Linked DNA regions of Homo sapiens: region 2 is linked to region 1. A link is an interaction called in ENCODE POLR2A ChIA-PET data of the cell type or tissue named here. Cell type or tissue: PC-9. All regions are shown on one strand. Each heading gives the region's core, and the rest is flanking DNA. Links, peaks and the distances in the headings are about the cores only.

Region 1 (5,373 bases), core at 159-5,158:
CCCCAAAATGAAAACTTGTACCTTCCAATTCCTCCCACTTCCCATCCCCTGGCAATTGCTATCTACTCTGTCTCTATGGATTAGCCTATTCTGGATATTTCATAAAAGTGGAGTGTGTATTTGACTTTTTGTGTCTGGCTTTTTTCACTTAGCTTCATGTTGTGGCATGTGTCAGTACTTCATCCCTTTTTATGGCTAAATAATTATTAGGATAGATCACTGAAGGGAAGGCCATGGCCTTACCTTACATTTTCAATATATTTTCTGAACTTGGTTTTTCTAACAAGTGTAAGCAATACCTTTGTCCTCCTCTTGAATAAGATAGGCACTATAGAATTCTTTCACTTCTCTCCAAACTACCTCCTCTCATATCCCAACTTTCTTATAAATTGCTCAAACTTCATGAACGTGGGGGTTTTATCAGAATATTTGACCAATTTCTGTTATCACCTTTGCTTCTTGCATACCCCTTTTTTTCTGAGCTCATCCTTTAAGATAGTCTTTCACCGAGGGCCTTTAGGTGGTAAACTGCTTTAGGCTCTGTGTTCTGAAAATGTCTTTATTTATTTTTTTCTAATCAATTTAGAAGTTTATAAATGTCTTTATTTCACCCCTGCTCTTAAATGATAGTTTAGTTGACTATGAAATTAAACATTTACTCAGGGCTTTGAAGATATTATCCTGTTGTCTTCTGGCAATGATCGTTGCTCCTGTTAGGTTCATTGTTGTTCCTTTGAAAGTCCTGTGTCTTTTCTTTCCAGGAGATTTGAGGATTTCTTTCTCTGTGATGGCTGGCTCTCTTGCTCTGATGTGTCTCAGTAAGAGTTTATTTGTCTTACTACAGACTCAGTCTGTTTTTTCAGTCCGAGGACTCGTGTTTGCCTTCTATGCTGGAAAATTCCTAGTCATGGTGTTTACAATATTGCCTCCTTCTTATTGTCTCCTTCTGTTAAGGTATGTTGGACACTTGTCCTCCATGCATTCTACCCTCCATGTCTCTTAACTTTTCCTTCATATTTTCTCTGCACTGTGTACTAGCTGCTTTCCTTAACCTGTCTTCCAATTCACTAGTTCTTTCCTTGGCTGTATTTATTCTACTGTGTAACCCATTTCTTAGATACTGTGTTTCAACTTCTACATCTTTTATTCCTACAATTTTGTTTTGTTTTGTTTTGTTTTAATCTTCATAGTCTTTTTTTAAAGGCTTTTGCTTTTTATTTTCTTATTTTTCTACACATCTTAAACCAAGCTTATCCAACCTGTGGCCCACGGGCCGCATGTAGCCCAGGATAGCTTTGAATTTTACACAAATTCATAAACTTTCTTAAAACATTATGAGATTTTTGTTTGCGATTTTTTTTTCTCATCAGCTATTGTTAACGTTAGTGTATTTTATGTGTGGCCCAAGACAATTATCCCACATGGCCCAGGGAAACCAATAGTTTGGACACCCCTGTAAACAGACTTATTTCAAGTTTCTTTTTCTTTTTTCTTTTTTTCGAGATGGAGTTTCACTCTGTTTGTTGCTCAGGCTGGAGTGCAGTCAGTGGCATGATCTTGGCTTGGCTCGCTTGGCTCACTACAACCTCCACCTCCTGGGTTCAAGCAATTCTCCTGCCTCTGCCACCCGAGTAGCTGGGGACTACAGGCATGCACCACCACGCTTGGTTAATTTTTTTTTTTCTTTTTTTTGGTAGAGACAGGGTTTCACCATGTTGCCCAGGTTGGTCTTGAACTCCTGATCTCTGGCGATCCGCCCGCCTTGGCCTCCCAAAGTTCTGGGATTACAGGTGTGAGCCACCATGCCGGTTCTCAAGTTTCTTTTGACTTCACTATTATTTTTAGTTCCCTGAGTATGGATTCGCCGACTTGTTTTGTCTGTGGGCAGGTGGGCTTTTTCATCTCATCACTGCACTGCTTCCAGCTGTGGTCCCTTCCCAGGCACCCGCCTTGCTGCGCTCTGCGTTGTCGATGCATCAGTGAGATCGCTCCTCACTTTGTCTTGGCTGTGGCCTTTGAACTTCACCAGCTCCAGACTGGTTTTGACAGTAATTCCTCAGCTCAGTGTTTCTGCACTATTGTGGAAGGCAGATTCCGGCCCCACCTTCATGCGGAGGTCACGCTAAGGGTTCTAGTTTGTCACAAGTGATCCTCCCCCTCCCCGCCTGTTCAAGTCCTGGTGGTTCCTTTCTTGTACCCCTGTGGGCAGACATTTTCCAGTCTCTATCCAGCAATGAGATGGCACTCGCTTTCTGGAATGGTACCCAGTTTCCTGCTTTGAGACAGCACTGTCTTTTTCCCTGAACAGTACCCCAGCTCCAAACGCGTATGTCTCGTTGTTACCTTCCATGGGCCACTAACTTCCATAAGCCAGACAGTTCCACTCCTGCTCATGCCTGTCTCTGAATTTTTCTTTCTTGCTTTGAAAGTGTTTATTTAACAAATTGAAATCTATCATCTCTACGTGTTTGAAGGGAGGTGTGAACTTCCTGTATCAGCTCAGTCTGCATTTTAACTGGAAGTCCTTGAATTCTACAATTTTAGGGGTCCAAGACCCTGTGATGCCTGGACTCCCTGATTCTGTGTTTTAATAACTCTTATTATCCCAAAATGAGGAGTCTTGGATTTTCCTTTTGGATGCTGGCTCCCAGGCAGGTGAAGATCACTTCTAAGGTGTGAAAAAGGTGCTTCTCTGCCTCCTCATTCAATATCCTCCCTCGGTTTCCTATCTTCCCCCCCACTCCAACCCAACAGTTTGGCCCTAAAACAGTTTTTATTTTTTAGTGATAGGATCTTGCTCTGTTGCCCAGGCTGGAGTGCAGTGGCATGGTCTCAGCTCACTGCAACCTTCACCTCCCAGGCTCAGCTGATCCTCCCACCTCAGCCTCCCTAGTAGCTGGGACCACAGACATGCATCACCACACCTGGCTAATAATTGTATTTTTTGTAGAGAGGTTGTCTGGCTATGTTTGCCCAGGTTGGTCTTGAACTCCTAGACTCAAACAATCCTCCTGCCTCCGCCTCCCAAAGTGCTGGGATTACAAGCATAAACCACCACAACCAACGTAAAACATTTTAATCATAATCTACTTTCCCTTAGGGGATCCCTAAAAGACCAACCCCCCGCACCCCAAATGGTCAGATAGAACTATGCACTAATAGTGGGAATTCAGATACTGTGATGGGTAGAAGGAGAGATGTTTCTAGGCTGGGGAGACAATTGTGTGCCTGTGAGATTGCACGATGTTAGAGTAAGAAGTCCATCCTCCCCTCCCAGCAGCTCCAGCACCCCCACCTCCATCTCTGGATTTCCCAGCCTGAGTGTGAAGCTGTTTCCCTCAGGGCCACATACTCCTGACTGGCAGCTTAGAGCTCGGCATTTCCAACTGCTCAGCCCTCACTTCCTGAGCCCGTTCTAACTCCACTCCTTCTCTCCTTCCCCACTGGCACCATCCTTGTCCAGAACACCACTGTCTTTTCTTTGGACCACTACATGACCCCTAACAGATCTCCTCCCAGCCTCCACTCCCGCTCCTGCAGCCCAGTCTTCATGTGGCAGTCGGAAGATGCTTCTAGATCCACACATTGGTTATGTCACCTTCTCTGCCTGGCTTCAGTCCTTCAGGGGCTCCCTGCTGCTCCTGGGATGAAGTTCACATTTCTTACTGTGGTCTAGAGGGCGCCGCAGGACTGGCCCCCAGCCACCACCAGCCGCCGAGTTTGCTTCCAGATCCCCCCACCACAGGGCTTTGCACGTGCTGTTTCCTCTGCCAGGGACTCTTCCCTGGGCCTCTTCGTCCTTGTCCTTTCAATTTCAGCTCTGGATGCTTCCCCACCCCTCACAGGACGAGGGCCACCTGTCCCAGGCTCTCACTTCCCGAGTGCCTCACCTCTGTAACACTTACTGCAGTGCATAATTTTATCTTATTTATGTTGGCGATTAGCAATGTAGTAGAGTGGTTAAGAGTCCTGACTTTGGGGCTGGGCATGATGGCTCACGCCTGTAATCCCAGCACTTTGGGAAGCTGAGGTGGGTGGATCATGTGAGGTCAGGAGTTCGAAACCAGCCTGATCAACACGGAGAAACCTCGTCTGTACTAAAAAAGAAAATATAAAATTAGCTGGGCATGGTGGCACATGCCTGCAGTTCCAGCTATTCAGGAGGATGAGGCAGGAGAATCACTTGAACCTGTGAGGCGGAGGTTGCGGTAAGCCAAGATTGTGCCATTGCATTCCAGCCTGGGCAACAAGAGCAAAACTTTGTCTCAAAAAAAAAAAAAAAAAGAGTCTTGACTTTGGAACTAGACTCTGGGTTCAAATCTTTTTTATATCTCTAAGGAGACAAACAGTTTCCTCATCTGTAAAGTGGAAAAAAGTGGTATTTACTTGCATCATTGTACTGTAGAGAATAAAATGAGTTATAGGTGTAAAGTGCTAAGAACTGACTTAGCCCTGGGTCGGCACGAATGATTACGTGCCAGTGATTATTGTTCTCATTGTTAGTGTGATTGGTTCATGACTTCCCACTCCACCGCTGTTGGACCCAGCCCCAATGGGCAGGGACCATGTCTGTCCTGTTCACCATTGTCCCTTTTGTGGCTGGCACATAGTAGTTGTCAGTGGATGCTGACTGCCTGATGGGGCAAGCCAACAAGCATCTGAAAGAAAGGCCGTGTTCCTTGCAGGCATCCATCATGACGGGCACCGTGCAGAGGGTGGCCCTCGAGGGCAGGCCTGGCCACCGGCCTTGGCAGAGGGGCCGGGAGGTACGAGCCTCTCCTGCAGAAATGGAGGAGCTGTTGCTGCCTACACCCTTGGAGATGCACAAGGTAGGCACAGGGGGTGAGCACAGGAGACCTGGACCTGTGTTCTGGTGCCATGAGCACTGTCGTGGGACTCCAGAGGGGCCCTGCCCCTCTCAGGGCTTTAGTCTCCTCCACCACAAAACTGGGTTGAGTTTTCCAAAATGCTCATCATTTGGGTGACATGCACACTCACACACATGCACACCTGTGATTCACACTGGGCTATTATTTTTCTTTAAGTAGATGTGCTTTTTTTCCCCCCACTTAAGTTATTTTATCTATGTATTTATTTTTTTGAGACAGGGTCTCGTTCTGCTGCCCAGGCTGGAGTGCAGTTGCTCGATCATGGCTCACTGCGGCCCTGACCTCCTGGGTTCAAGCGATTCTCCCACCTCAGCCCCACAAGAAGCTGGGACCACAGGCATGCACCACTACACCTGGCTAATTTTTGTATTTTTTTAGAGACAGGGTTTCAACAGGTTGCCCAGGCTGGTCTCAAACTCCTGGGTTCAAATGATCTGCCCACCTCAGCCTCTCAAAGTGCTGAGATTACATGTGTGAGCCACTG
Region 2 (5,373 bases), core at 119-5,118, 220 kb after region 1:
TGACCAGAACCACACATCCACACCAAGGACCAAGGTCCCAAATGCCCCAGATTCCTGAAGCCAGTGACTCAGCCAGGGCTCCCAAGCTTGCTGTTTCTGGTGGGCACAGGGGCAGACCAGTCCAAGGGACTGGGTGAGTGAGGGATCTTGCACAAGAGAAACCACTAGTGAGCACCTGCTGTGCTCTCCACAGCTTCGTCCTGCTGCCACTGACTCTGGAGCCAGAGCGCTGGGATCAAACCCCAGTGCCACTGCCCACAGCTCATATGACCTTGGGCAAACCGGTTGCTCTCTCTGTGTCTTGGTATTCTTATCTGTAAAATGAGTTCCAATGCAGTTCTAACGTCCAAGGGTGTGAGAAGGGTATCCCAGCTCCAGAAAAGACAGGAAATTTGCCTACCTTTCCTCTGCCTTCTTGTTCTATCAAGGTCCTCAGCTGATTGGATGGTGCCTGTTCACATTAGGTGAGGGCAATCTGCTTGAACGTTCTTGAGATGCAGAACTGACTTCAAGTGGCTCCTCTGAACTTCTCACGATGTGAAGTAACACTTCCTTATGGTATGCTTATGAGGGTTTAAATGAGATAAAATTTGTGGAGTACTTAGAACAGTTCCTGGCGGTAAAACAAAACAAAAGAAAAGAAAACAAAAAGCACTATGCAAGCGTTGGAAGTGTTTGCTGTCTTCATCATCATCATTATCATCATCGCCGTCACTCCCATTACCCCTTTACCAGCGATGGCAACCCTTTGGGCTTCTGGGATGACTTTAAAGGAGAGAGAGACATATCTGGCTTCAAGAATCTTAGTTTTGTATTTCCCTTGACCTCCCTGGAAGCTGAAGGATGTGTAGTGCTGACAGCTAACATTTATTGAGTGCTTGCTGTGTGCCAGGCCCTGTGCTATGCTTGCTGCATGGATGACCTCACTTCAGTCCTACAAAGTAAGTGCTATTATCATCCCTGTCTCCCTTGAGGACCCGAGGCAGAGAAAGGTTAGGTCACTTGCTCCTTGTGTGTGCCAGTCAGGGCTCGTGTCTGCAGGCATTAAAGCAGAGCTTGGCCTTCTTAAGATGTAAAGGAATTTCCTGGAGGGATATCAGGTAGCTCACGGAATCTTCAGGAAGTCTGGAGAACCAGACTCAGAAAAACAGGTAGGAGCCAGGATGAGGGAGGCTGAGGGGGCACTGCCGAGGGGCCACTCCCATGAGCTGGGAGCACCGACGAGAACGGGGTCTTTGCCATTGCTGGGCCACCTTGGCTGCCGCCATCTCTGTGCGTAACTGCTCCTCCACCCCGCATCTTTGCATCTGTCACAGCATATTTAGTTTCTGGGTCGGGGCCCATGATTTGGACATTAGGAAGGAGAGAGAGGGAGGATCTTGCCCTTTTAAATTTTGTAGTGGGAGGTGGGCCCTGCCTTCCCCAAAACTCCACCGGCAAGGGGACAGATTCACAATAGGAAGGGGGTTGTATTATGCTGTTCTTGCATTAGTATAAAGAAATACCTGAGGCTGGCTAATTTATAAAAGAAAAAGAGGCTTAATTAGCTTATGGTTCTGTAGGCTGAACAGGAAGCACAGCTCCAGCATCAGCTTCTGGGGAGGCCTCAGGAAGCTAACAATTATGGTGGAAGGTGAAGTGGGAGCAGGCATGTCACATGGTGAAAGCAGGAGCAAATTGGGGAGGGCGGTGCCACACACTTTAAAATGGCCAGATCTCGTGCGAACTCAGAGTGAGAGCTCACTTATCACCAAGCGGATGGTCCAAGCCACTCATGAGGGATGGACGCCCCCATGATTTAAACACCTCCTACCAGGCCCCACCTCCAGCATTGGAGATTACATCTCAACATGAGATTTGGAGGCGACATCCAAGCTATATCAGGCGTCCGAGTAAAGAGGAGCCAGACAGGTGGCTAATGGGATGGCCGTCATCTCTGAACATCAGTCTCTCTGGGAAGGATGTACCAGTCAGCTGTGCTATAAGAATGCAAAGTAACACACCACCCCAAAACACAGTGGCTGGAAACAAGAACCATTTATTGCCAAGAATCTGCAAGTGGACGGGTTAGGGGAATTTGCTCATGCAATTATGGAGGCTGAGAAGTCCCATGATAGGCTGTCTGCAAGCTGGAGAACCAGGGAAGCCAGTAGTGTGGCTCTGTTCAAGGCCAAAGGCCTGAGAACAAAGGGAGCTGATGGTGCAACTCTTAGTCGGAGGCTGAAGGACTGAGAACCTGCAGTTCTAATGTCCAAGGGTGGGACAAGGGTATCCCTGCTCCAGAAGATACAGGAAATTTGCCCACCTTTCCTCTGCCTTCTCGTTCTATCTAAGTCCTCAGCTGATTGGATGGTGCCCATTCACATTGGGTGAGGGCAATCTTCTTGACTCAGCTGCTGATTCAAATGCCAGTCTCTTCCTGAAACAAACTCACAGGTACACCCAGAATTACCAGCTATCTAGGTGTCCCTTAAACCAGTCAGGCTGACACCTGAGATGAACCATCACAAATGCTCGACACCTCTACCTACTAGCCAGGGGCACCAAGGAATCCTTGGCTTGGATCACCTGGCTGCGGGGGTGTCTGTTGGTCCACCCAATATGTCTGTCAGCTGGCTAAGGAGACAGCAGAGCAGAGAGATAAAAACTGAGTCCTTGAGAACTTTCTTGAGATGCAAAATTAACTCTGAGTGGTTTCTCCGAACTGCTCATGGTGTGAAATGGCAAACCTCTTTGCTGTTTAAACTACTTGTAGATGCTCTGTTTCCTGCAGCCAAAAAGCATCCTCTCTGACACAGTAGTTCTTGGATTGGGCTATTTCAAAGGAATGAGAGGATAAGTACAGCCAACACTTCTGGAGGGTTTTCAGGTGATGTCACTTGTCCCAGGTCAAACAGGTAACAACACATTGCTGAGTCAGAATTTGAACCCAGCAGGCTGGCCCCAGAGAAGCGCTCTAACCCACAGCACCAGGCACAGTACAGAAAAATGCTTGACTCATGGCACATACTATGAAGCAAATCAGTGACTCTGTTCCTTTTGAAGTCACAGACTTTGAAAATCTGATTTTAAAACTGTAAACGTTAGAGTCCTTCTACCCCCACCCCAATGCACAACCCCACCCAAGTTTGCAACCAGTTCCAAGGGGTTGGGGAGGACATACGTTTCTCTGCCAAAGATGCAGAAGCCTTTGGCACCAGGCCACAGGTGTGGGGTCGGGGAGGAGTCAAGGTTGCAGTGATAATGGGCAGGGAAGGACCCCTTAAAATCCAGAATTTTAGCAGGTGCTGCCACCGAGAACACATTTGGGAGAGGCCCTTTTGAATGTTGAGCAGGGATGGCACATAGTTTTCCTCTCTGGAACCAACCTTGAATGCCTGGTGGAAGCTGCCTGGACGCGTGCTATAAAGGAGCTGAGGCTGGGTGCGAGGCGGTGGTGGGGAGAGTGGGATCTCTGCGGGGTTAGGAAGTCCTGCCCACGCTATGCACTTGCCACCCATTGGAAAGGTGCTGGTTCAGAATCGGAGACCTAGGTTCCAACTCGGAGTTTGTCAGCTGTGGCTGTGTGGCCTCAGATGGTCTCCTGCCCTCTCTGGGCCCTGGCTTCTCTGTTAAATGAGGGGCAGCATCAGATGATTTCTAAACTTCTCTGCTGGCAAGGCCCCTCCAGACGGCCGCTCTCTAAATAAAACCCTCTCTCCTGCATGCCAGCCTGTGATACTGCGCCTCAATCCACACAAATAGCTGAGCTGGGCACATTCAGCTCTCCTCAGCTTTCTCTGCAGACCTCTTCAAGCACATGTCTGGGTCTTCTCCTCCTGGGTCCAAGGGTAGATGGTCTGAGTTCCCCGCAGACAGCTCACAGGCTCCCCCATGGGGTTCAGGAGTGGTCGGAAGGGCAGGAATCAGCTCCACCCGTGACACCCCCGCCCACTGCCGCTGGGATGCCCCTCCACACCTCCACCCATCCATGCAGTGCTGGACCTGGGGCACCTTCCACCTCCCCACTACTTACTTTTGAGACTTCCCTCCCCATCTTGCACCTGTAGCTCTGTCTGCATTGCTCAGTTTAAAAACCGTTAACATTTGATTGCTTTACTCCAAGTCACAGGAGGGCAGGACTGCATCTAATTATCTGTGTAGCTGGCACACACCACCATCCCCAACCCCCTCCCAGCTGCTAGTGCTGGGTTATGGGAACCCAGCTGTGTGCCCTTGGGCGAGTCACTGAGGGTCTCAGAGAGAAGGAGCCTGTGGCTGCCCCCATTAACTGCTCCATCCCCAGGCTCCTCTTTTGCATTCCCACTCCTCGCCCCTCAGAGTCCTCCCCAGGCTCAGAAAGGTCTGCTTCCTGCAGTGCGACACCGGGCGTCTGCTCCTGGAAGCCCAGCCCAGCTGCAAGGGGCTGGCGGAGCAGGTCTTGGGCAACTTTGCCTGATGCTGGCTTCTGGGCATAGACAACTTTTCCCAGAGCCTCAGAGTTAGGAAAAACTCCCAGTTCCTCCTCGGTGGTTCCCATGGGAATGCCCTGAGGTGCTGTTAAAATACAGAGTTGCAGATCTCCCCATCCCACCAGACCTAATGAGTCAGCATTTCTGAGACAGGGCCCAGGAATCTGCATTTTAACATGTGACCCAGGTGACATACAGGAGACTGATTCAGCTCACATTTCTGCTCCAAAATTCCTTTTGCAGCACCCAAGCCCACTTAAACTTCTGGGGTGGGGAAAGGAGGCGAGGAGGCTTACTCCCTCCCACTCAGTGAGCCCATTCTGGGCAGCCTTGGCCGGGAAAGGCCTTCCTTCCTGGGGCTGCCCTCTCCCACCCCTAGGGTGCCTCCTCAGGGTGTCCCTGCCCCAGCACAGCTCTCAGGGCCTAGGCCTCCCGCCACCCCACTGCAACCACATCTGCTTTTCTCTGGCTCAGCCTCATAGACGTTGAGGCTGGTGCGGGAAGGAGGGCTGCCTGCAGGTTGTGGTGAAATGTGGGATGGTGGGAGCTGTGAGAGGGGACCTGGGGCCAGGCCTAGAGAGACAAAAACAGTTATATAGAAAACCAGGGTCAGAAATGGGAAGAGAGGCCAGGCACAGTGGCTCATGCCTGTAATTGCAGCACTTTGGGAGCCCGAGGCAGGTGGATCGCTTGATCCCAGGAGTTTGAGACCAGCCTGAACAACATAGTGAGGCCTCATCTCTACAAAACAGGACACTTTTAATGAAAGGCACTCAAGGTGTCTCTGGAGGGCAGTGGCAATGGGCACACTTGGTTTAAAGCTTGCTCAGGGATGATGGGCAGCTCAGAGATGAAAGAGATGAAGGGTCCTGGGTTCCAGTCCCACTCTGTCCTTTCCTGACTCTGTGGCCTGGGGCCGGTC

What was found. Peaks named below come from ENCODE experiments on the same cell type or tissue, not always from the same donor. Only the 100,000 strongest peaks of a DNase experiment are listed, where the experiment ranks them.
Region 2: POLR2A ChIA-PET joins it to region 1 with 8 read pairs; 2 of 35 experiments call an interaction of 5 or more read pairs at or near these places.

Annotation. Positions count from the first base shown.
Region 1 is chr3:14,495,873-14,501,245 of GRCh38, reverse strand. It overlaps GRIP2 (glutamate receptor interacting protein 2), which reads left to right. Exons shown (of 24, transcript NM_001080423.4): 22 at 4,686-4,829. Among named protein-coding and RNA genes, the nearest start is that of GRIP2, 42 kb to the left of the region's middle. RefSeq lists enhancers at 3,151-3,651, 4,760-5,322. In PC-9, for the core only: no CTCF peak of the experiment used is centred there; no DNase peak of the experiment used is centred there.
Region 2 is chr3:14,278,061-14,283,433 of GRCh38, reverse strand. No RefSeq gene overlaps it. Among named protein-coding and RNA genes, the nearest start is that of LINC01267, 72 kb to the left of the region's middle. RefSeq lists enhancers at 1-413, 1,178-1,679. In PC-9, for the core only: no CTCF peak of the experiment used is centred there; a DNase peak (open chromatin) is centred at 2,883.